3 separate regions of the Homo sapiens genome follow, and all the other regions are linked to region 2. Evidence: chromatin loops called from intact Hi-C (ENCODE). Cell type or tissue: PC-9. All regions are shown on one strand. Each heading gives the region's core, and the rest is flanking DNA. Links, peaks and the distances in the headings are about the cores only. Region 1 overlaps CR1L (complement C3b/C4b receptor 1 like). Region 2 overlaps CD46 (CD46 molecule). Region 3 overlaps CR1L (complement C3b/C4b receptor 1 like).

The links. Hi-C counts contacts between places; a loop is a spot of excess contacts. Peaks named below come from ENCODE experiments on the same cell type or tissue, not always from the same donor. Only the 100,000 strongest peaks of a DNase experiment are listed, where the experiment ranks them.
Region 1: a loop joins it to region 2, with 5 times the contacts of the local background. A loop is called at or near these places in 16 of 110 quality-filtered maps.
Region 3: a loop joins it to region 2, with 9 times the contacts of the local background. A loop is called at or near these places in 23 of 110 quality-filtered maps.

The regions. Positions count from the first base shown.
Region 1 is chr1:207,694,298-207,702,899 of GRCh38, forward strand. CR1L (complement C3b/C4b receptor 1 like) reads left to right here. Exons shown (of 12, transcript NM_175710.2): 5 at 56-454; 6 at 3,206-3,382; 7 at 3,474-3,576; 8 at 4,892-4,977; 9 at 7,222-7,321. Among named protein-coding and RNA genes, the nearest start is that of CD46, 53 kb to the right of the region's middle. In PC-9, for the core only: CTCF peaks have their summits at 4,757 (motif pointing left) and 4,956; a DNase peak (open chromatin) is centred at 4,784.
Region 2 is chr1:207,792,294-207,800,895 of GRCh38, forward strand. CD46 (CD46 molecule) reads left to right here. Exons shown (of 13, transcript NM_172351.3): 13 at 1,226-3,211. Among named protein-coding and RNA genes, the nearest start is that of MIR29C, 5.3 kb to the right of the region's middle. RefSeq lists enhancers at 6,332-6,431, 6,542-6,681, 6,972-7,101. In PC-9, for the core only: CTCF peaks have their summits at 5,231 (motif pointing left) and 5,435; a DNase peak (open chromatin) is centred at 5,188; H3K27ac peaks cover 403 bases.
Region 3 is chr1:207,706,237-207,714,838 of GRCh38, forward strand. CR1L (complement C3b/C4b receptor 1 like) reads left to right here. Exons shown (of 12, transcript NM_175710.2): 10 at 1,942-2,027. It also overlaps the pseudogene RNA5SP534 and the pseudogene LOC100422434. Among named protein-coding and RNA genes, the nearest start is that of CD46, 42 kb to the right of the region's middle. In PC-9, for the core only: no CTCF peak of the experiment used is centred there; DNase peaks (open chromatin) are centred at 1,955 and 5,235; H3K27ac peaks cover 511 bases.

The DNA of each region.
Region 1 (8,602 bases), core at 129-8,128, 98 kb before region 2:
CTCGTGAGATTTTTGTCATTCATTATTTAAATTGACTGTGCTCTTCCTTTCCCAGGAATTATTTGTGGGCTACCCCCCACCATCGCCAATGGAGATTTCACTAGCATCAGCAGAGAGTATTTTCACTATGGATCAGTGGTGACCTACCACTGCAATCTTGGAAGCAGAGGGAAAAAGGTGTTTGAGCTTGTGGGTGAGCCCTCCATATACTGCACCAGCAAAGATGATCAAGTGGGCATCTGGAGTGGCCCAGCCCCTCAGTGCATTATACCTAACAAATGCACGCCTCCAAATGTGGAAAATGGAATATTGGTATCTGACAACAGAAGCTTATTTTCCTTAAATGAAGTTGTGGAGTTTAGGTGTCAGCCTGGCTTTGGCATGAAAGGGCCCTCCCATGTGAAGTGCCAGGCCCTGAACAAATGGGAGCCAGAGTTACCAAGCTGCTCCAGGGGTGAGTCTGACTGAGGCCTAGAAGGGCCCTGCCAGTGACATGCATTGCTGTTGGATCAGGAGATTAGTATTTGTTCAGGGGGAGGGATTTGTGCTGAGCAGGGTCGAGAAGCAAATTTTCTAGGTAGTGAACATGAAATTCAGAAGGTGTGTGTACATGCAGATGTGCTGAAATGAAGAAGCAAAGCTAAACCTGGACAAGGAACGTGATGTTTCTTTGGAGTTCTTATAAGCAAATCTATTAATTACCTTTGAGTATAATAACTGCTGATAGAAAATGAGTGATTCTTCCAGCCAGGCACCATAATACAGGCTACATGTGAATTTTAATCCTTAAAACAAAGTTATTAGGTAGTTACCAGTTTTTCTAGGTTTGTCTGTTTTGTTTTGCTTGAGACAGGGTCTTGATCTGTCACTCAAGTTGGACTGCAGAGGTGAGATCATGGCTTACTGCAACCGCCACCTCCCTGGCTCAAGCAATTCTCCTGCCTGAGCCTCCCAAGCAGCTGGGACTACAGGTGCATGCTACCACACCTGGTTAAATTTTTTATATTTTTTTTATAGAGATCGAATCTCACCATGTTTCCCAGGCTTGTCTCGAACACCTGAGCTGAAGCAATCCACCCACCTGGGCCTCCCAAAGTGCTGAGATTATAGGCATGAGCCACTGTGCCTGGCCTCTATGTTTTGCAGAGAAAATGTGCCTTAGAGAAATCGGATAACTTTCTAAGATATTAACTTGCAGACTGAAGACTGAAACGCAAGTCCACCCGACTCCAGAGACTTGGCTTTGCTAGTCAGCATCCAGTCAGGAAATCAAAACTTACTCTAGATACTTTCAAGGAGGGAGGGATTTCATGCAGGCTGTATTAGACTCTTCTCACATTGTATAAAGAACTACCTGAGACTGGGTAATTTATAAAGAAAAGAGGTTTAATTAACTCTCAGTTCTGCAGGCTATACAGGAGGAATGACTGAAGACTCCTCAGGAAACTTACAATCATGGTGGAAGGCAAAGAGGAAGCATGTATATTTTCATATGGCTGGCAGGAGACAGCAACTAGGGAGGTGCTACACATTTTAAACAAGCAGATCTCAAGAGAACTATATCACAATACAGCACTAGGGTGATGGTGATAAACCATTAGAAACCACCCCCATGATCCAGTCACTTCCCACTAGGCTCCTCCTCCAACACTGGGAATTACAATTTGACATGAGATTTGGGTGGGGACACAGAGACAAACCATATCACAGCTAATAGGTCACAAAGATGTTAGAAGGGCAGGAAAATCAGGCAGCCTCCCTAGCAATAGGACGAAGGCAGAGTTACCAGAGATCAGGGAGCTGCTGTGGCTCCCAGTCTACACAGCACAGGAGCCTGGAGGGATGCTCAAGTGGCCAGCCCCTCCCACTGAGCAGGCAGCTCCCTGAAAGCTGCTAATGCTGCAGGAGCCACCACAGCTGCCAGAATGCAGCTGATATTGCTGGAGCCAAAGTCATTGGCATCGCTAGAATTGAAGCTGTAGCTGCTCACTGAAGTCATCTATACTGCCACTGCCTGAGCCACCTCTAGAAGTAGAACAGACTCTGCCATCATCCTGCTTTTTAATTTGGTATATATGCCTCCAACTGGAAGAACCTAACCAGAGCCCAGCTATCAAGGAAGACAAATGATTATAGTTTTAAGGTTTCCATTGCTAGCAGCCAAAAGACAGTGCAGAAGTGTGAGGCTAGGGGCCAACAGAAATTTAACCAGCACAGCACCTCAATATTACATCACCAGGCATTGATTAGTCAAGGGAAACACTGGGTGATGAGCCCTGAAAATGGACATTACAGCATCAGAGTATTTACAAACTCCCTAAAGAAGTCATTTTTCTAGTCCAATCCCCCATTTGATGCTTGAGAAAGCTGAAGTCCAGAAAAGGGAACTGATCTGCTCAAAGACAAACTGAAATTATTTTTTCCATTTTATAACAGTTTTATATAATTTAGTTGAGACCTAAATGTGTTCTGACTTCCTGAGTTCCGATCAACTATATTAAGAGAGAGCCAGCGCTGCCCTTACAATATGTTGTGTGAAATAGACACTCTCATTATGGTGACAGTAGGTCTTTTAGATTTTGTTCGACAGTTGCCCACCTTCTCACTGGAGTGAAATGAATGACTAGGCAGCACCTTGCTGCATAGCATGAAGGGAGGAGACCCATAGTTCTTTACCACCCTATGTCAGGTGGCCGCTGAGAGAAGACTTGAAAGGAGAAGAGAATAGATGTATGTTTGTTGCACCAGTGTGATAGGTGATGGAGGGACCTATTAGATGAGACATGGGCAGGGGCACTCCTTTATGGCCTAAAATGCAAGACGAAATTGGTGATGCCTTTCTAGAAAGGAAGCATGGAGATATAAAAATCCATCATCCCTCCCAATTTTGTACTGGGTGAACAGTAATTGGAAGCATTCTAGAAGGAACTGTCCATTGTGAAATCTTAGTTGCATACTTTAGATGTAAAACAATGAATTGGGGATACCTCTGTTTTAGTCACAGTTGTGCAATGTGTCAGTTCTATGAGTGATGGCAAGACATCTTCCTCGCCCTGTGTATTTAGTTTGTTATCAATGTAATAAGGCTGTTATTCTACCTTTTTTGTTACATATAGATTTGTAATTATTATTCCCTTGGCCAGTTTAACAGTGAGAGAAAAGTTATTTTCACACAATTAGCAGTACTTTGTTTCTCTCTCCCCAGTATGTCAGCCACCTCCAGATGTCCTGCATGCTGAGCGTACCCAAAGGGACAAGGACAACTTTTCACCCGGGCAGGAAGTGTTCTACAGCTGTGAGCCCGGCTACGACCTCAGAGGATCTACGTATTTGCACTGCACACCCCAGGGAGACTGGAGCCCTGCAGCCCCCAGATGTGAAGGTGACTAGACTCTTATCTGGCTTGGTATTTTTAGCTTGCGTCTTTATTCTCCACATGCCAGTTATTTCTGTTCGTTTTTCTTTTTTTCCAGTGAAATCCTGTGATGACTTCCTGGGCCAACTTCCTAATGGCCATGTGCTATTTCCACTTAATCTCCAGCTTGGAGCAAAAGTGGATTTTGTTTGTGATGAAGGGTGAGTATGAGCTTGCCTGACCTGCTGGACATTGAAATTGGGGTTAGGAATTAGTCCAAAAAGGGGAGATTTGATGTGGCTTAAAAAAAGACAGACAGACAGACACACACACACACACACACAATCAGAGAGATGAACTTTTGAAAGTATATATAGGAAGAAAGGAAAGACACATATGGAACTAATAACATGAGATATGAAGAGGACACTGGGCCATATATTAACTGGCAAATTCAAAGACAAGTATAATTACTTGTTATTAATATATAGGTAACACAGTAAGTTTAAAAAATCCTATTTTCAAAATTTTAGAATTTCAAAACAGCAAATAGAATATGAGTAATTTAAGAGTCTCAGAAAAAATTGCAAGTAACAAAAAACTTATTCTAAAGAGCTAGGATCATTTAAGAATCATTTCAGTAAATTCTTTAAACCATCAGTAATGAAATTTGTAATAGGACTGAAAGTGTAAAAATCAGCATTTTAAAAAAATCCAGTCATATATCGTCTGGCTAGTCATGGGCTCTGGGCTCTGAGCTGGGGTTCTGATGGCTGCTGTTAATATTTCCAGCAAGGTCATTACCTTGTTTATGTCCACCTAGTGCTCTTCACAGGGTGCACATCTCTACACGGGAGCTGACCAGCATGGGCAACAAAGCACCTGATCCCAAAATGTAACACAGAATCTTGGCAGGCTCCAAAAGCCAGCACCCAGTAAGAGTTAGGAGGGCATCGGGGCCCAACAGACATTGAGAATTTTCAACAATTGCGTACAAAAATTATGTCCTCTCTTCTTTCCTTTTTCCCCTAGAATATTCGTGCTTACTCTTCAGCAGCCCAAATTGCCCTTTTGAGCCTTCTTCACGCCATCACAGATGTGGAGATGAAAGGACAATCTCTGTTCTCTCGCCAGCTATTTCCCACTTTACCACTCCAAACTGGGAGCTGTTTTACTTGCTGTTCCAGGGTCAGAGTTACGAAGGCATTGCATTAGAAGACTGGGTTTCTAATAATGACAATGAGTAATCAGTGAAACTCCAAGCCTGGGTCCTGGGTCAAGGAGATGGTGGCTATTTTGTGACCACCTTTTTCAATTCAAGCAGGACTATCATGTGACCAAGCTACTGCATTTTGCCACTCTATATTGCTCCCTTCTGGAGGCTGTGATTTTTCCAGAATAACGTAGCCTGTGCAACTCTGCCACCTGCTGGCCTCAGGTCCTCAAAATCCTGAAATTGGGGCTGGGCCTTAGATTGTGAACTAAGTGTCCTCTTGGCTGAAACAGCTCGCTATTCACTCCTATTTTCTTCTTTAGATTTCAATTAAAAGGCAGCTCTGCTAGTTACTGTGTTTTGGCTGGAATGGAAAGCCTTTGGAATAGCAGTGTTCCAGTGTGTGAACGTAAGTAATAGGAGTAACATTTCAGGCCAATCTCTCCCCTTCATCTGTTCAGTATTTGACCCATGACCTCCCCTAATGTGGTTCTTCAATTTTCTAATCTGAATTATTGATTTGAAAATTTCTTATTTTAGTAATGTTTGGTTGTGAATCAATGTGTACATCACCTGTCTTTGGAACTATCTGATCTGTCTCTGTCATTTTGTATTCTATGTTCTATTGCGATAAATCCTATGGTCGTGTGCTTCTAGGTCAGGAGAGATTAGATAATGTGAAGCTTTTACAATTTGCTTTCTTTCTCTACTTCTTTTCTTTCTTCTCTTCTTTCCTTCCTTCAGTTCTTTTTTCCCTTCTTCTCTCCCTCTCTCCTTCCTTCTTTTTCATTTTGTTCTCCAATCAATGTGCAGTCAGTCTACAATTTGTGTATATATTTGATAATACTCAAGTATCAAACATGCCTTTATTTAATCAATTATTTATTGATCACATACTTTGTGCCTCTGTTCATCTAGATACTGGAGTTATAGCAATGAACAAGATGAGTGAAGTCCCTGTCCCCATGTTGTTTTTACTCAGGTAGGGAGAAGGACAAGGAAAAAAATAAGCAAATTAAATGCTACGGATAATAGATCAAAGCAATGAAGAATGAGGGAAAAGTGGGGAGTAACATTAGACAGGGTGAGCAGTTTGAGACTCCATAAATTCTCAAAATATGTACCTAAATAATTTATGCTGAGAGATTCATAAATAATAAGTCATTTTTTTAAAATGAGCCTCATATGTTCAATAATCAGTAGACTACTGATTTCTCCTAGTCTACCCATTTATAATTTCCCCAATAGAAGATAGAACTTTGCTTCATTTCTTGATTCTAATGATTGGAAAACATGTTTCTTTAGAAAACCATGAAATTTTACTAAAATGTTTATGTTCTTAGAAATGTACTTGGACATCTTACAGTGCTTTTTAGAGTAAAATTTTGGAAGAACATAACTTATATAGAGATGCTTGCTGTCTAAGAAATCCAGTGCTCCTTGAGGCAGCATGACAAATGTCTGTTCTACTATCATGCATGAAAGCTCATTGATTGGACTACTCAAGCTTTCTCTTATTTTTCATAACTCTGGTAGTTAAAATAACTTCTTCCAAATGCCAGTTCTAATGAAAAATGCCAATTAGAAATGAGGAAGAGACTATTATAAACAAATCAGTAGATGCTAGAAAGGAGTAACAACTTGAAACCTGACCCAGAAAGTAAAAAAAGAAAATAAATCATCAACAGACCTTGACATTTTCAAAAGCAAAGCAATCTGAATCCATTTGGAGTTTTTTATAATGGCCTGAATATGTTTCAATTCACTGTGGCAGGGCTATTGTTATCACTGAGACTGATGATCAATATCAGTAAGTAATCAGTGAAAGTTTTCACCTATTTAAGATGATTAGCACACATATATACATTTGAGAAATATTTCCCAAGAACGTAGGCCCCTTCCTCAGCACTGTGTCCCCAGGATCCTGATGAGTGGCTGACACAGGATAAGTGCTAAATTAAGAAAGATTGACTAAATGAATGAGTAACCCTTCAAAACGGTTATTTTTCTTCTTCAAATGTTTTGCTACTTCATTAAAGTTGTAAAGTAAGTAAACTTGCACTGGATCTTTCCCATGTCTGCAAAAGCTTCTTATTGAATTTTTTCAATTGTGGGATAAGAGAAACCTTTTTTCAAAAGCGTTCAGATAGGTGGATGTAAGAGTTTTTCTTGCAGGTCGTCTTTGATTATTGCTTGAAATGCTCACTTCATGAGAATGTTTCAAGGAATATTTGTAGAGAAAATCTTCATTCCTTATGGGAAAATAAATAATAAATGACTCTATATCAGGAAATAAAGATTGTGTAGGAAGACAAATTCTGTTTGAATAACTAGGTGGGAAGAAATCCTTTGAAAACTTTATTGGTAGTAAATAATGCCATAAATGACCTTTACATTTTGATAAGGGATGCAAGGTCTCTACACAGATCTAAATCTAGATCTAGATAGATCTGGAGGGAAGGTCTTTTTGAAAGTGGGGCTTAGTAGGTGGCTGATCCTGAGGCTCTCTGATGAGTTTTCTCAAGGTGCCAAAATCTGTGGAACTATCAGAACTGCGTGTTTTCTTCAGGAAGCTACATGCAGGTTGAGACCTTACGTACTGAAGAGAGTTCAGATTACTCTACCTGGCTCCAAAACATTTTCTTTCCCACAGGTAAATCATGTGAAACTCCTCCAGTTCCAGTGAATGGCATGGTGCATGTGATCACAGACATCCATGTTGGATCCAGAATCAACTATTCTTGTACTACAGGGTGAGTTGGCAGCAACATCTCTTGGTTCCAGAGTTCCAGCACAGCAATACTACCTTCTAGCCACATCTCAGGAAGGAAACTAGGCTGTTGCCACCTGCTCTTGAGAGGTTTGAACACAGGTATTAACTCCTGATTGAAATGAACAAAGATAGGAGAAGATTAGGGGAAAAATCTGTGTCCTTGCTGGAAACCAGGGCAGTGCACACATAAAGAGTATGCCGTTCACTGGATGGGAAGGAAAAAAAATTAGGAGTATAGTAGTCAAAGCACACAAACAACCCTAACCCAGAGTAGACATTGCTGGAAGAAAGGGAAGGGCATGTAGCAGCTGTGTGAGAGAACAAATCTTAATGATAACAGCATGATCGCTTGCTAGGGCTGCCATCAAAAAGTACAGGCCTTCCTCATTTTATTGTACTTCACAGATGTTATGCTTTTTACAAATTGAAGGCTTGTGGCAACGCTGCAACAAGCATGTCAGTTGGCATCATTTATCCAACAGTGTGTGTTGACTTCGTGTCTCTGTGTAGCATTTTGGTTATTCTCACAATATCCCAGAGGTTTTCATTATTATCATGTCTGTGATAGTGATCTGTCTTCAGTGATCTTTGATGTTACTATTTTCATTGTTTGGAGTCCCTACGAACTGCACCCATATAAGACAGAAAACTTAATAAATGTGCATGCTTTGACTGCTCCATGGACAAGACATTCCCCTTCTCTCTCCCTCTCTTCAGGACTCCCTAATCCCTGAACACAATAATACTAAAATGAGGCCAATTAATAGCCCTACAATGGCCTTTAAGTGTTGACATGAAGGGAGGAGTCATGCATCTCTTACTTTAAATCAAAAGCTGGAGATGATTAAGCTTAGTGAGGAAGATATGTTGAAAGCCAAGACAGGCCAAAAGTCAGGCCTCATGTGCCAAACAGCTAGCGAGTTGCAAAGGCAAAGCAAAAGTACTTGAAGGAAACTTAAAGTGCTATTCCAGTGAACACATGAATGATAAGAAGGTGAAACAGCCTTATTGCTGATATGGAAGAAGTTTTAGTGGTCTAGATACAAGATCAAACTAGACATATTTCCTTAAGCTAAAGCCTAATCCTGAGCAAGGCCCTAACTCTCTTCAATTCTGTGAAGGCTGACAGAGGTGAGGAAGCTGCAGAAAAAAAGCTGGAAGCAGCTGGGCACTGTGGCTCATGCCTGTAATTCCAGCACTTTGGGAGGCAGAGGCAGGTGGATCACCTGAGGTCAGGTGTTCAAGACCAGCCTGACCAATA
Region 2 (8,602 bases), core at 287-8,286:
AAGAAAAGAAAAGAAAAATATAGTGGTCTTGGAGAATTCAGTGACAGGCCAAACCATTAAGTCTGTCATCACAACAGTCCTTAGGGAACTGCAATATTATAAGTATAGTAATGACGCAGTAGAGAACCATAATGATGGCCTCCCCGGCAAAGAAGAACCAACCCGTTTACGCCTGAGGTTGCAATTTTTTGAATTTTTGCAGTCAGACCCTGGCGATGACCTTGAGCAGTAGGAGATAAATTCCACATGCTTAGCGTTCCAGTAATGGAACACTAGGCATAAATGGGTTATTAAAGTATCCAGAATTAACATGCTTAGCTGTGACATTGGAAAGGCAATGTGTTTGCTGTGGCACACATACTAGTAAATAATGACTGGTCCGAATTTGGTTTTCGTTTGTCTATTAAAGTCAATTTACTAAGGCAGGGAGGGCCCAGAGCTGTGCTGTCCAGTTCAATAGCCATGCGTGACTGCTAAGGACTTCCAAAGTGGCTAGTCCAATGTCAGGTATGCTGCAAGTGTCAAACACACACTGGATTTCAAAGACTAAGCCAAAAAAATGTAAAATACATCTCAATATTTTGGTTATACTCGGTTAAAGAAAATAAAATTATTTTTGCCTTTTTATGTTTTTAAAAGTGGCTTCTGGAAAATTTTAAATTACATGTATGACTGGCATCATCTGTCTTTGGCCAGCACTAGACTAGAATAATAGGTTTTATAAAGATGTCTATTGTTATACTAAAAGTGTGACGTAAACTTTAGTTATTTAGGAGACTCTTAGTGGAATACATGATTTTCTTGACAGTGAGGGGTAGATGAGGCATCACATACTTGAACAGTTAGAACCACTATCTTTTTAAAGGTTCTGTGCCAGAGCTACAGCTTTAAAATGGAGGGATCAGGAAAGCATGCGTTTGTCTCCAGTCTTTCCCATTGGCCCTACATCAAAATGAGGACATAGTTACTAAGTACTTTGTGTGCTACTGCTCTATTTCTTGTTTTGGAGGGGATCAAAAATATAAGACAGGGATAAAGGAAGGTTTTTTTTACAGTGAGACCAGTTGAACATTTGAAATTATTTTAAAAGAATAATTTATTTCCCAGGTTGGTGGCTCATTACTATATTTTTTTAATTGTTCATTTTCTGAATAGGCTTCTGGAATTTAATTTCTGTACTTAATTATATTTATCTTTGACATGATCTTTATACCTTGGTTTGCAGGAAAGCAGATGGTGGAGCTGAATATGCCACTTACCAGACTAAATCAACCACTCCAGCAGAGCAGAGAGGCTGAATAGATTCCACAACCTGGTTTGCCAGTTCATCTTTTGACTCTATTAAAATCTTCAATAGTTGTTATTCTGTAGTTTCACTCTCATGAGTGCAACTGTGGCTTAGCTAATATTGCAATGTGGCTTGAATGTAGGTAGCATCCTTTGATGCTTCTTTGAAACTTGTATGAATTTGGGTATGAACAGATTGCCTGCTTTCCCTTAAATAACACTTAGATTTATTGGACCAGTCAGCACAGCATGCCTGGTTGTATTAAAGCAGGGATATGCTGTATTTTATAAAATTGGCAAAATTAGAGAAATATAGTTCACAATGAAATTATATTTTCTTTGTAAAGAAAGTGGCTTGAAATCTTTTTTGTTCAAAGATTAATGCCAACTCTTAAGATTATTCTTTCACCAACTATAGAATGTATTTTATATATCGTTCATTGTAAAAAGCCCTTAAAAATATGTGTATACTACTTTGGCTCTTGTGCATAAAAACAAGAACACTGAAAATTGGGAATATGCACAAACTTGGCTTCTTTAACCAAGAATATTATTGGAAAATTCTCTAAAAGTTAATAGGGTAAATTCTCTATTTTTTGTAATGTGTTCGGTGATTTCAGAAAGCTAGAAAGTGTATGTGTGGCATTTGTTTTCACTTTTTAAAACATCCCTAACTGATCGAATATATCAGTAATTTCAGAATCAGATGCATCCTTTCATAAGAAGTGAGAGGACTCTGACAGCCATAACAGGAGTGCCACTTCATGGTGCGAAGTGAACACTGTAGTCTTGTTGTTTTCCCAAAGAGAACTCCGTATGTTCTCTTAGGTTGAGTAACCCACTCTGAATTCTGGTTACATGTGTTTTTCTCTCCCTCCTTAAATAAAGAGAGGGGTTAAACATGCCCTCTAAAAGTAGGTGGTTTTGAAGAGAATAAATTCATCAGATAACCTCAAGTCACATGAGAATCTTAGTCCATTTACATTGCCTTGGCTAGTAAAAGCCATCTATGTATATGTCTTACCTCATCTCCTAAAAGGCAGAGTACAAAGTAAGCCATGTATCTCAGGAAGGTAACTTCATTTTGTCTATTTGCTGTTGATTGTACCAAGGGATGGAAGAAGTAAATATAGCTCAGGTAGCACTTTATACTCAGGCAGATCTCAGCCCTCTACTGAGTCCCTTAGCCAAGCAGTTTCTTTCAAAGAAGCCAGCAGGCGAAAAGCAGGGACTGCCACTGCATTTCATATCACACTGTTAAAAGTTGTGTTTTGAAATTTTATGTTTAGTTGCACAAATTGGGCCAAAGAAACATTGCCTTGAGGAAGATATGATTGGAAAATCAAGAGTGTAGAAGAATAAATACTGTTTTACTGTCCAAAGACATGTTTATAGTGCTCTGTAAATGTTCCTTTCCTTTGTAGTCTCTGGCAAGATGCTTTAGGAAGATAAAAGTTTGAGGAGAACAAACAGGAATTCTGAATTAAGCACAGAGTTGAAGTTTATACCCGTTTCACATGCTTTTCAAGAATGTCGCAATTACTAAGAAGCAGATAATGGTGTTTTTTAGAAACCTAATTGAAGTATATTCAACCAAATACTTTAATGTATAAAATAAATATTATACAATATACTTGTATAGCAGTTTCTGCTTCACATTTGATTTTTTCAAATTTAATATTTATATTAGAGATCTATATATGTATAAATATGTATTTTGTCAAATTTGTTACTTAAATATATAGAGACCAGTTTTCTCTGGAAGTTTGTTTAAATGACAGAAGCGTATATGAATTCAAGAAAATTTAAGCTGCAAAAATGTATTTGCTATAAAATGAGAAGTCTCACTGATAGAGGTTCTTTATTGCTCATTTTTTAAAAAATGGACTCTTGAAATCTGTTAAAATAAAATTGTACATTTGGAGATGTTTCATGATGATGTGTTTATTTCTAGTGGGTTTTGTCTCAAATTGAAGTATGTTTCTAATTGGGCCCATCTTCTAACCATTCCACTCCCACAGCCATTCCTCCTGTCCCTCCTAGCTCAGACCCTTAAGTATCCCCAGGCTTCTCCACTCCCAACCCATCACATAGATACTGCACAGATATCCAGTGACATCACATTACCTACTGGATGAAGTCCACATTTCTTAGCCTGATACTTGAAGACCTTTTACAATTAAATCCCAACTTTCTTCCCCAAGCATTTTCTATTGCACTTCTTCAAATAACCTACTCTCAGTCAAGCCTGACCATTTCCCCTGTGCTTTCTGCTGTATTCCTAGTTCATTGTTGCTTGAAACACCTACTGTCCTGTTGAGATCCTATGCATCTTCCAAGGCCCAGCTCAGATATTACCCTTCATGAAACTGTGCCTGATTTCTGCCCAGCTCTTATAGTCTTTATTATTACCTAACCTTGGGATAGCCACATTTAAGCATCTATATATACGTGTCCAGTAGAAGATATATCTTCTGCATCCTATGATCGCATATGTAGAGCTAAATAAAAACCCAAGTCCTAACAAAGTATAAAATTTATGTAACTAGTAGGATTTGGTTGTTTCTGCAAAAATCATTGTTGCTCTCTCTGCAGATTTGAATTAAGTCGGATTGCTAAATTTCTCAGAGCAGGCTTCAGTGTTTCTCAACCATGGCTGCACATTGCAATCACCGGGGGATATTTACAGACACCTGGGTCCCACCCCTAGAGATTTCTAGTGTAATTGATCTGGGATGTGGTTTGGGTGTAGGGATTTCCAAGCGTCCTAAATGATTCCAAAGTGCAGCTAAGGTTGAAAACCCATGCATTAGTAAATCTCAAGCCCCACAGTAAATTTTTCTATATAAACTTGTAAAGATAGAAGTTAAAGGCTTATATTTATAGAAGAAAATTATGGCTTTCTTAATTCAGCCTATTAAATCAGAAAATTTCATTGAAGACTTGAATTAAGGTTTTGTTGTTTGGCTAACTGAACAAGGCTAGCTGTTGTTTAGAAATACAGAAGCATTGTCTCAAATAAACATAAAAATACAGAAGCATTCTGTTTAATAAAACACTAGGTGAAAATTATATATATATGTGTGTGTGTGTATATATATATATATATATATACACACACACACACACACACACACACACACACACACATATTTTGAGATGGAGTTTCGATCTTGTTGCCCAGGCTGGAGTGCAATGGCACTATCTCGGCTCACCACAGCTTCCACCTTCTGGGTTCAAGCGATTCTCCTGACTCAGCCTCCTGAGTAGCTGGGATTACAGGCATGCACCACCGCGTCTGGCTAATTTTGTATTTTTAGTAGAGACGGGGTTTCTCCATGTTGGTCAGGCTGGTCTCGAACTCCCAACCTCAGGTGATCCGCCCACCTTGGCCTCCCAAAGTGCTGGGATTACAGGCATGAGCCACCGCACCCGGCCTGAAAATTATATTGACTATGAATAGAGCATTTTGGAAAATCTTATGTGACCTTGAGACTGTAATGTATTTTTTAAATTGGGATAAAATACATGGGGACAGTTAGTTACTTTGTAAGGTAACTAACAATAAATCTGTAAGAATGCTGAAGGGACTTGGGATTAGAAGGAATATGAATTTGTGGTGTTCAAGTAGATTTTAGGGTTTGTGGGAAATAGTCAACTCTATGGTATTCTAAAACTTAGTAATGTCTTTCAGCTAACATTTTAACCAAGAATGAGCTTTTCTGCATATTTTTAAATTTTGCATACTTGTACTTAAGTAGGATTTAACATGGAGTCTAATAACTTCCAGAAATGATTCAAAATTGAGTGATTGTACATACAGATTTTTTTTTTTTTTTTCCTGGACTACACTGTTTTCATCAGAATTTCTAGGCTCACTCAGAAAAGGTTACACTAGTATGACTAATCCTTTGTAAATCGGAGCACTGCTGCCCTCCTGTGGACTGTCACGGCATTTGACAATCCCTTCCTTACCAGCTCAAACCTAGTCACTATTCAGAAGTTTGAGTCATTGCTGTGATTCCCAGAAGACATTTTCAATTTCATTTGGGATATGGTATAAGACTAGTCCTCTTCTCCTTCCGTGAAATCAAAATTATTTTTTGACACAGGATCTCGCTCTGTCACCCAGGCTGGAGCTCAGTGGCTCAATCACAGCTTACTGCAGCCTCAACCTCCTGGGTTCAAGGGATCCTCCCAACTTAGCTTTCCCCAACAGCTGGGACTACAGGTGTGCACCACCATGCCTGGATAATTTTTGTATTTTTTTTTTTTTTTTGTAGAGACGGGCTCTCGCATGTTGCCCAAGCTAGTCTCGAACTCCTGGCCTCAAGCAATCTGCCTGCCTCAGTGTTCCAAATTACTGGGGATCCAGGCATGAGCCACTGTGCCCAGCCAAGATTAACATTTTTAAAAGAGTTTTAAATGCTGTCCCTTATTGCTTAAGTATAGGAGAAGTATAATATTGTGGATCTGTGGTCAATAAACAATTTTTCCTTCCCTCTCACATACCAGCAGAACGTTTGAACAAATTGCCAAAAGTATAGATAACATTTGAAAAAGCCGCCCTTCCTGATTCCTGATTCGATAGTACATAGCCCAGGGAAACCTGTACAGAGGTGGTAAAACTGGTGTTAGGAGACTCCACCTCCATTTATAAGATTTACCTCTCTCATGTAGCTTTTTACAAAACTAAACTATAATAATATGCTGCAGTGTGGCAAACCCTGTGCTAAACTACTGTAAACAGGAACCCCTGTAAACAGTAATCCTGGTGTTTGGGGCTTGTGGCTTCATTGAGAGAGAATTCAGGAACAAATGCTTAGAGAAGCACTTCAGAATGGTGTTCAGGAAAATTATCTATCGTCTGATTAATCTCCTCCACCTGAAAGCGTTCCTAGGAAAAATACTCTGTAAATTTGTATTTAAGTTGGGACTTGAGAATTCTTTGGTTAGGTTCCCATAGCATCGTGCTTCTCAAGTCTTAGTGTGCTAGTGAGTTACATGGTGATCTTCTTAAATTAGAATCAGAAGATTCAAAAGGTATCGGTTGGGGCCTGAGGTTCTGCATTTCTAATGAGTGCCTAAGGAGCTGTTTGTGGTGGGCTGTATGATGGCCTCTAAAGATATCCAAGTCCTAATACCTGGAACCTGTGAATGTTACTTTATATGGCAAAAGGGTCTTTACAGATGAGATTAAGAAAATTGAAATAGGGAGATTATCCTGGATTATCCAGGTGGGGGCCCTAAATGTAACCACAAGGGTCCTTCTAAGAGGGAGGCAGGGGGAGATGTGACTGTGCCAGAAGACAACATGGCCACTGAAGCAAAAGACTGCCCCGCTGGCTTGGAAGACAGAGGAAGGGGGTGCAAGCCAAAGAACGCAGCTCTAGCAGCTGAAGAAGGCAAGAAAACCTGTTCTCTCCCGGCGCTTCTGAGAGGGCGGGTGGCCCTTGCAGTCCAGTGAGCTGATTGCAGGCTTCTGGAATCTGTAACTGTACAAATGTGTGTTGTTTTAAGACACCATGTTTGTGGTAATTTTTTAGGGCAGCCACAGGAAACTAACACACCAGTGCTGGGGGCCCTCAGACCACAGTGAGTAGTAAAGCGTTTTAGGAACAAGACCACAGAAGAGAGGCTCTCAACTTTAAAACAACAGTGATGTCCAGACCCATTCCCAGACCAGCAAAACCAGAGACTGTAGGGATGGGACCAAGGGAACACTAATTTAAAGGCTCTTTGGGTGAACTGAATAGGAAGATAGGGTAGGGCACCATCATACTAGAATAAACTCAAAAATACAACTTTTGTGTTCAAGGAAAACTCTCAAGCTCCATCGAAGTATGGACACACTAGTCTGCCAGGTACTCTCCTGAAACTACACACCAGCTTCTCAAAGTGAAGGTCTGGGCCAGTATGTTACACAAATAATTGTCCAGTTCTAGACTTATTTCTGTTTCACCTAAATTGGCCAAATATTTGACTTGTCTCATCCATATTTATTAAGGACTCATCAGTGTTTTACTTCCACAGGTGGGATTTTCCAGTCCAACTTGCATGAGTCTTGAAGGTGCTGTCAGTCTAATAAGCCTCCCCACTCAATATTTTTTTCATTATCTATTCACCAAGACCCGCTTATAAATTTACAGCTAATAAAATCTGGTAAAATTTAGATAAGCAGGACCCATGTCCTACAAAGCATTTTCTACCTAGGTTGATAGCATGGCTTCATAAACCCGATTCAAGATGCTGTCTCTGGAAGAAACAGTCTACATAATTACCAATTTATTGTGCAAAACCACCTCAGAATGGCAATTTTAGATAAAGAGCTGTCCGCATCCAAATGAATAAAACAAAATAATCCTGTTTGAGGCACCGCAGTTACATTTTGCTTCTCACGACTTAGCAGTGTGGCACTATTTAAGCATTCAATGAGAGTGCTATAAACTTCTTTTATAGAAAAGACGTCTCAAATCATTGTTTTTGTGCTTTAATGCTGCACTCAATTTCACACTTACTCGTTTGAGGACTGGAATCAGGGCCTCCTGAGAGCAAAAATCTGTCGTCTGTATTTGCAACACCTAGGCTGGAGCTTTGAGCGTGGTGGGCGGATCAAAAACTGTTTAATTGGTAGGTAGTACAACAGACCCCAAAAATGTCTGACCTATAGGTATTTAATACTATTGTAGCCTATCTCAGTGGGAAGTGAACAAAACAATATAACTTAGGGTCTTAACTAACACCACCACTTAGGGTCTTCCCACCACATCCTGGGGATTAGAACATGGGTTCTTCCATCAACAGCCTGAAATAGCACTGCAGCTGCAGTGAGGGGGTGCAACATATGTACTGGCAAGTCTTCCCAGCAAATGCTACTTCCGCCCCCCACTCTCAGCCCACTGGGCAGGGCAGCCATCTAGAGGAAGACTGTGGCAGGGGGTTGGGCTTAGAAATGGCTTCCTAGGTGGCTGATTTGCCATCATTTATTGCAAGCCACTGGCTTAAAAGAGTTCTACTGAGGGTAGTTCATAGTCATGCACCTCCTGTGCAAAAAGCCTGATCAAGGGGCCACAGCCCGCCTTCCTGAAGATCCTACAAGCTTGATCCCCTATCAAATCAAATCTGGCTAATCTCTGAATAGCTTTACAAAACTGGCTCACTGGGCCAGGCGAGGTGGTTCACGCCTGTAATCCCAGCACTTTGGGAGGCTGAGGTGGGTGGATCACGGGGTCAGCAGTTCGAGACAAGCCTGGCCAACATGATGAAACCCCGTCTCTACTACAAAATACAGAAATTAGCTGGGCGTGGAGGTGCC
Region 3 (8,602 bases), core at 343-8,342, 86 kb before region 2:
AGGCAAAACCCCATCTCTACAAAAAAGTATAAAAATTAGCTGGGCGTGGTGGCGTGTGCCTGTAGTCACAGCTACACAGGAGACTGAGGTGAAAGGATCACCTCAGCCCGAGAGGCTGAGGCTTCAGTGAGCCGTGATGGCACCCCTGCACTCCAGCCTGGATGACAGAATGACACCTTGTCTAAAAAAAAAGAAAAAGAGAAGACGTATGTAAGACAGTGTCAGGATTCAAATTATGTATTAAAAAAATTCCAGAAGGGTAAGCAAATAAGCCCATACCTAGCCATCACTAGGGAAATTTCTGTGTTTCAGGGATAGAGAAAAAAACTCAGATTCCAGAAATAAAATGTGAAAATGTAATACCCGCAAAAGAAATAAATTTATTGACACCACATTGATTCTACACAACACTAAATTGTAGAAGATAGCACTTCTGTTGAGCCAAGCTAATATTCACATCTAGAGGCTCCAGATACACATTAAAGAATAAGCAAAGACACAAAAATTGTACCATTTAAGTATGTTTCCCAGGCAATTAATAAGCAAATTTTTAAAAAGGAGAATGATGAATTCCTAAAGAAATCTCAATGAGATAGAAAAGTGGTAAAAACAAACAACAACAACAAAAAACCATAAACACAAAAACTGGCAATGTAATCATAATTTAGTAATAATCTCTGTGAAGTCATAGAATATATCAATAGAAGTAGAAAATGTGAGAAAGCAGGAAAAGGTAGGCTAGACTTACAGAAAAGATGAGTAGACTGACTGTACAGAATTTGACTCTGAAATTGAGAAAATAGGTTTAAATATATGTATCAAGTGTATATATCTACAATATACATGCACACATATAAAATTAAATTCCTAATTGGAAAAAATATTAAGTTTAATTTCCAAATTATTAGAATAACTAAAACAGCTGAATCTATCTGTTCCATATAGTAAGGGGAGGGAAGGAAAAAGAATAGCAAGGAATGCATTTGTCTCTGTCATCGGAAATAAGCCCCATCATGTTTGGGTCAGGTCATTTTATTCATTGCTTTCTCCTCATCCTCATCATGGGACATCGTGAAATCATGAAAAAGGTAGTGAAAGAATTATGACAAGGCCGAGCACAGTGGCTCACGCCTGTAGTCCCAGCACTTTGGGAGGCCGAGGTGGGAGGGTCACCTCAGATCAGGAGTTCAAGACCAGTCTGGCCAAAGTGGTGAAACACCATCTCTACTAAAAATACAAAAATTAGCTGGGCATGTTGGTGCATGCCTGTAATCCCAGCCACTCAGGAGGATGAGTCAGGAGAATTGCTTGAACTCGGGAGGCAGAGGTTGCAGTGAGCAGATATTGCACCATTGCACTCCAGCCTGAGCGACAGAGCCAGACTCCGTCTAAAAAAACAAACAAACAAACAAAGCAAATCAAATATATAATTTATTTCAATCCATTTGGTTTAAACTTCTTGTCAAAAAACCAAGTCTACTAGACAGGATCAAAAGCAACAAATCTTGTATTTATAAAAAACATGCCTCAAGTTAAATGGCATAGTATTACACACACACACACACACACACACACACACACACATATTAAGGGAATACGCAAACAAAAAATGGCAGAAATAATATGGGAAAAGACAGAACTTAAGAAAGAAATTGTCAAGCAGGTCTACAAAATGATTGTTTTATTTTGGTGCCAGGTACAGTCCACAATGAAGTCAAGATATTAAGAAGTAAAGTGGACCAGGAGAAGTTAGAGCAGAAATATCTCTTTTCAATAGTGAGAGCAGAAAAAGAAGTAGAAAAGCTGGGAACAATAGGTAAAGTTTAGGCTAGGCCTTAGACTTCTCCTATATTGTAATCCCTCTGGTTTGCCACATATGCATGCTGTCAGGAAGTTGATGAGGTATGTACAGCACAATTATTTTCCATTTTTTGCCTTTAGGCACCGACTCATTGGTCACTCATCTGCTGAATGTATCCTCTCGGGCAATACTGCCCATTGGAGCATGAAGCCACCAATTTGTCAACGTGAGTTGAAATCTCTTTCCCCATTCACCCCACCATTTAACCCTAGAGTTGTCCTCCTAGAATTACAAAGAATGAATCTCATCCCTCTTGGAAATGGTATCCTTCTGATATTTGAAGAATCCAGTCATATCCTTAAAATGGCTCACAGCATTCCAAACTTCCACCTTCACCTAGAAATGCTTTTTTTCTTATCTTAAGGTGTAATTTATTTTAAACTAGTCTTGAGCTAATTTAAATAGCCCCCAATTTCATCCTCTGTTGGGTGAACACCTCCCAGTTTGAAGAGCATTTTCTTTGGTGAAGTCAACAAATACAAAGTCAGTGAAAGAAACCGCATATCCTCTCTGCAAGCTGTTAGTATCACATCAGATATTCAAGCCATGCAGCTCTTTCTTCCTTCTTATTCTTTGTCTAAACAGGATCATGCCATCTTCCCTGTGAGTTGTTTGGAAGATGAGCTTTCTACATTTTGGGGAGCAAAGAGGAATGAGCAATTGCAAGCTAATAAGGAATATAAAATGTGTATAATCCTGGGTTTAGTGATGGTGTGAGGAAATCAGCAATTTCAAACCCATCTGGTGGGAGAATAAGTGGGAACAAACTTTGTAGAAGGGCAATATACTGGCTGGGCACTGCCCTACAGTAGAGTAGGACACAGTATTCAGTTCTTCCAAGATCAGATGAAATTGGGTGCATTCAGGGTGGTATGGCTGTAGATCAGTATCCAGTTATTTGTATTACTTCTGAATCTGTAAGTATCATGTTTATTATATGTAATATTGTATATTTGTGTTTGCTTTGTCTTTATTAGTTCTGCCAGAGCTTTTGTTCTTATTATTTAATAAAGATGTTATACTGGGCCAGGTGTGGTGGCTCACACCTGTAATCCCAGCACTTTGGGAGTCCTAGGTGAGCAGATCGCTTGAGCCCAGGAGGTCGAGACCAGCCTGTACAACATGGTGAAACCCTGTCTCTACAAAAAATACAAAAATTAAATGGGCATACTGGCACACGCCTGTAGTCCCAACTATTCGGGAGACTGAGAGGTGGGAGGATTGCTTGAGCCAGAGAGGTCAAGGCTGCAATGAGCCATGATCGTGCCACTGCACTCCAGCCTGGGCAGCAGAGCAAGACCTTGTCTCAAAAAAAATGCTATGCTGTATGCTTTATTATATTAATATCCAATAGAATAAAGACACATGCCTTCTATATAGAGAGAACTAAATTAATAATGGTGAGATAACATAGTTAAATTCTCATTTAGCAGGAGAAATATAAATGTGTACTATAGGCCAGGCACAGTGGCTCACACCTGTAATTCCAGTACATTGGGAGGCCCAAGGTAGGTGGATCACTTGAGGTCAGGAGTTCAAGACCAGCCTGGCCAACATGGTGCTACCCCATCTCTACTAGAAATACAGAAGTTAGCTGAGCATGGTCGTGCATGTCTGTAATCCCAGCTACTTGGGAGGCTGCAGCAGGAGAATCATTTGAGGCCAGGAAAGGAAGGTTGCAGTGAGCCAAGATCATGATACTGCACTCCAGCCTGGGCAACAGAGACTCTGTCTCAAAAAAAAAAAAAAAGGAAAAAAATGCTCTATAATAATATATGGACACATTTAGCAAAGTAATGTTAACTACGAAGAGCACAACTCACAATATTATAAAATTGTAAGAATATATCTGTACATTAGTAAATATTAGATGAGAATGATATTGTGAATATTTACTTCCGGTAATTTGGGATTTCAGAAAAGCTATTAGCATAATTTACAATAAAGTATAATTTTAAGAAACCATGCCGGGCACGATGGCTCACGCCTGTAATCTCAGCATTTGGAAGGCAGAGGCAGGTGGATTGCTTGAGGCCAGGAGTTCAAGACCAGCATGGCCAACATGACCAAACCCCAACTCCACCAGAAATACAAAAATAAACCAGATACGGTGGTGCGTGCCTGTAATCCCAGCTACTCGGGAGGTTGAGGGGGGAGGATTGCTTGACCTGGGAAGTTGAGATTGCAGTGAGCCATGATCGTGCCACTGCACTCCAGCCTGGGCGACAGAGCAAGACTCTGTCCCAAGGTTTTGTTTTGGTGAACTTGCGGTCTCTTTTCCCAGGAATTCCTTGTGGGCTACCCCCCAACATCACCAATGGATATTTCATTAGCACCGACAGAGAGTATTTTCACTATGGATCAGTGGTGACCTACCACTGCAATCTTGGAAGCAGAGGGAGAAAGGTGTTTGAGCTCGTGGGTGAGCCCTCCATATACTGCACCAGCAAAGATGATCAAGTGGTCGTCTGGAGCGGCCCAGTCCCTCAGTGCATTATACCTAACAAATGCACACCTCCAAATGTGGAAAATGGAATATTGGTGTCTGACAACAGAAGCTTATTTTCCTTAAATGAAGTTGTGGAGTTTAGGTGTCAGCCTGGCTTTGTCATGAAAGGACCCCCCGCACCGTGTGCAATGCCAGGCCCTGAACAAATGGGAGCCGGAGCTACCAAGCTGCTCCAGGGGTGTGTTTGCCTGAGGCCTAGAAGGGCCCTGCAAGTGACATGCATTGCTGTTGGATCAGGAGATGAGTATTTGTTTAGGGGGAGGGATGTATGTTGAGGAGGGTGGGAAAGTAAGTTTTGGGGGAAGAAGCATGAAATTAAGAATCTGGGGTGTGCAAGCACTCATGCATATGTGTCTTCATTTTGAAAAGCAAGACCTTAATTAGCCAAGAAAACTGGTATTTTGGACTCACCTATTAATCAATTGTCAGGGCAAAGTACCAGCTGCAATCTCTCTCAATTATATTGAAAAATTATATGGACTTTATGGTCAGCTGTGCCCTAAGCACTTTGTATACATTATCTCATTTATTATTTAAAACAACACTGTCTTATTTAAGGGCTTGTGTTTTTGATGGCTCATCTTGTCTACTGATGCCACAATAGCTGGCTTAGCAGCGGAGTGGGAGGTGTTATGGCAGATACATAGGGACAGAGAAAGAGCTTACAATTCTTCTACCAACCCATGTTAGCCTTGTGCAACCACTGAGCTGGGAAGACAAACAGATAAAGGGATATAAAGACGGATGTACCGAGGCAGGAGATGGGCAGGGCTTGTGTTCTGGTCACAATCCTGCTGACCAAAACAGAATCTGGCCTAGACAGGATGAAGTGAAAAAACAGCAGCAACAGGCAGATGGCGATGAAAGCAATCACTAGCTGCCCTCATATTCCCATCAGCACTGTGACAGTTTACAAATGCCATGGCAACGATCTGGAAGTTACCACCCCTTTCCAGGAAAGTTCTAAATAACACGCCCCTCAATTTGCATTGATGTGCCCCTTAACTTACCTGTAATTGGCTGGGCATGGTGGCCCATGCCTGTAATCCCAGCACTTTGGGAGGCCAAGATGGGCAGATCACCTGAGGTCAGGAGTTCAAGACCAGCCTGGCCAACATGGTGAAACCCTGTCTTTACTAAAAATACAAAAATTATCTGAGTGAGGTGGCTCGCACCTGAAATCTCATGAGGCTGAGGCAGGAGAATCACTTGAACCTGGGACGCGGAGGTTGCAGTGAGCTAAGATCACACGACTGTGCTCCAGCCTGGATGACAGAGTGAGATATCACCTCAAAAAAAAAAAAACACAAAAAACAAGAAACAAAAATAATTTACATGTAATTGAAGCGGGCTTACAGGAGTATAAATACAGTTGCCTGCCAGGAGCTCATATGTTGCTGACTCTGGGCACATTGCCTGTGAGTTAGCCCTGCTCTGCAAAGGGCAATGCCTTTCTAAAAGATCGCTGTCTAGCACCACTGGCTCATCCGTGAATTCTGTCCTGAGTGAGGCAAGAACCCTTCCAGAGTAAGCCCCAATTTAGGGGCATGCCTGTCCCCAAACAGTATGACTGTACTTTAGTCATTGGTGTGCAATCAGAGAAATATGGGGAAATCTGTAAAACAGACTTGGTCTCAGGTGACAGTCTCATTACCTGAATAATGATGGTACAAATACCTCCCTAGGAAATATGTAGATGGAGAATCCACCAATACTAATAACTCCACACTGGATATCCAGAGCTAGGAGAAAATACTTCATGCCCTGTAGATTTACAGGTGAATTTTGGGCCATGTGCTAGGGAGAATTGTGTTCTATTTCTCTACCTTTTACTAACTATGAGGCCTTCAGCAGGCATAGGATATAGCAAAAGAAATTCCCCCATAACTAACAAGTACTCTGGAACTGTCCTTTCTACAATGTGTCAGCCGCCTCCAGAAATCCTGCATGGTGAGCATACCCTAAGCCATCAGGACAACTTTTTACCTGGGCAGGAAGTGTTCTACAGCTGTGAGCCCAGCTATGACCTCAGAGGGGCTGCGTCTCTGCACTGCATGCCCCAGGGAGACTGGACCCCTGAAGCCCCCAGATGTACAGGTGCCTCTCTTTCCCCCTCACATGGAAGTCTTACTCCTGTTGTTTTATTTTTTCTTCTCGTGAAATCCTGTGATGACTTCCTGGGCCAACTCCCTCATGGCCGTGTGCTGTTTCCACTTAATCTCCAGCTTGGGGCTAAGGTATCCTTTGTTTGTGATGAAGGGTGAGTGTGACCCAGTGTTGAGACCAAGGACTCAGTGTGGAGAATCACTGAGTTAATCCAATTAAGGAGCTGACCTAGTAGATAAGAAGTACCCAGAGAGATTAATTTATGGAAGGGTAGTTTTGAAATAAGCGTTAATCCAATTAAGGAGCTGACCTAGTAGATAAGAAGTACCCAGAGAGATTAATTTATGGAAGGGTAGTTTTGAAATAAGGGTAGGGACTAAGTGGCACCGCCTTCAGAAAACAATGAAAAAATGGCACATACAACTCAATATCAGATACAAACCTAAATACAGTCACTGATCTTGGGTACACAGTTGGAACTTGAAATGAATGGGTACGTATTTATTTGGAGGCAAAAGAACATAATTTTATAAAATGTGTGCTAGAAAAAAAAGATGAATGAGATGGAAATTGTTTGCCTCATAATAAGGCAAAGGTTGTTTTAGGAAACTTAAAACCAGTCAATAATGGAATCTGTAATAGTGTATGAATAACTATGTTTTAACCCAATTACATATCTTCATGTCAAGAATGGCCAGTGTAATTGTTTTGATGCAAGATTTTTCTCAGCCACTTTGCCAGCTGGTGACCTCTGGCCAGAAACATCCCTGTCCAGGCCTTGCTCTACCCAGGATCAATGCAGGAGACACCTCATCTACTTGGCCCACCCAGGCCGTGCCAGGCTTGTGCTCTGATGCAGAGCCCATGGCTGCCGCGACTACATGCTCAGCCTCTGGGAGGGGGTGTGTGAGTGAGCAAGTGGGGGTTCCAGCTGGCCGCGCCAAGCACTGGCACAGGAGCGGGCTCCGTGCAAGGCTTGTGGCTGGACCAGGCATGTCACACTGAAGGGAATGTGTTGGTGCCCAAACAGGGGTCCCCACGACCCCGAAGCCCAGAGGGGGTGTAACAGCATGGTAATAGCTCTTAGCATTTGATAATGCCTGCAGCCCAACAGATGGCGGTGTGTTAACAACTCTGTCAGTTCCATCGCCCCGCTCAGGCCTGCATCTCCAAGGCTGACTTGGCCTGCATCTCCAAGGCTGACTTGGCCTGCATCTCCAGGGCTGACTGGACCTGCTGGTGCTTCCTGTTGCATGGAATAACTTCCCTCCCCTAGGAGACGGCAAAGAGCCACTGTATTACAGCCTTCTTCATACCTGCGTTTGGTGGGTCCTGAGTTCTTGTCCCGCATCCAAGAAGAACAAGCTTATGCTGACAATAGAAGGGTGAGGAGGGTGGAGAAGAGTTTTATTGAGTGACAAAACAGCTTCTCAGCAGAGAAGAGACACAAGGGTGGACCCCAGATGAAGTCAGGGGGTCATTCTCTCAGTGTGGCTGGTTCTGGAGCCTTTATGGACTCAGAATTGGAAGTGTGTGTTAATTGGTTGGTGAGTATGCAAAAAAGGCTAAAACAAAGCCACCACTCAAAGGTGGGCACAACAGTGCAAAAAACCAATTAGGGAAGAGCAGGTATATGTGAAATAGATGAAGAGTGGGGATCAATCAGAGGAAAGCACACCCAACAGGAAGAGAGGTTCTCAAGCCAGTCCATGGATTTACCTGGAACTTGTAGCTAGGCTTTAAACTGTCTTCAGCTTGAAGGTCGGGTTTCACCGGGATCCGCCCCATCTGCCTGTGATTTGTCTGCCTCCTGCTTCTACCACTGTCAAGTGGTATTATTCGTTGCTTATGTGTATCCATTATTCTTGGTGATACAGTATGAGTCTGGGGGATAACTAGATTGAGCAATTAAGGAGTTATTTTTAATAATTTCCAAGGATTCTTTGGCATTTACAAAGTCCACCACCTAATAATGATTTCCAATTTCAGAACGATTTTAGATTTCAGAAGGGAAGCAGTACTCAATAGTAAGTTGAGCATTTCAGGGTGGCAAAGACTCCTCCCCTGACCCTTCTTTTTTTCTTAGAACACATGGTTCAGCATGCTTCTGTGAGCCTCTTTCTGGC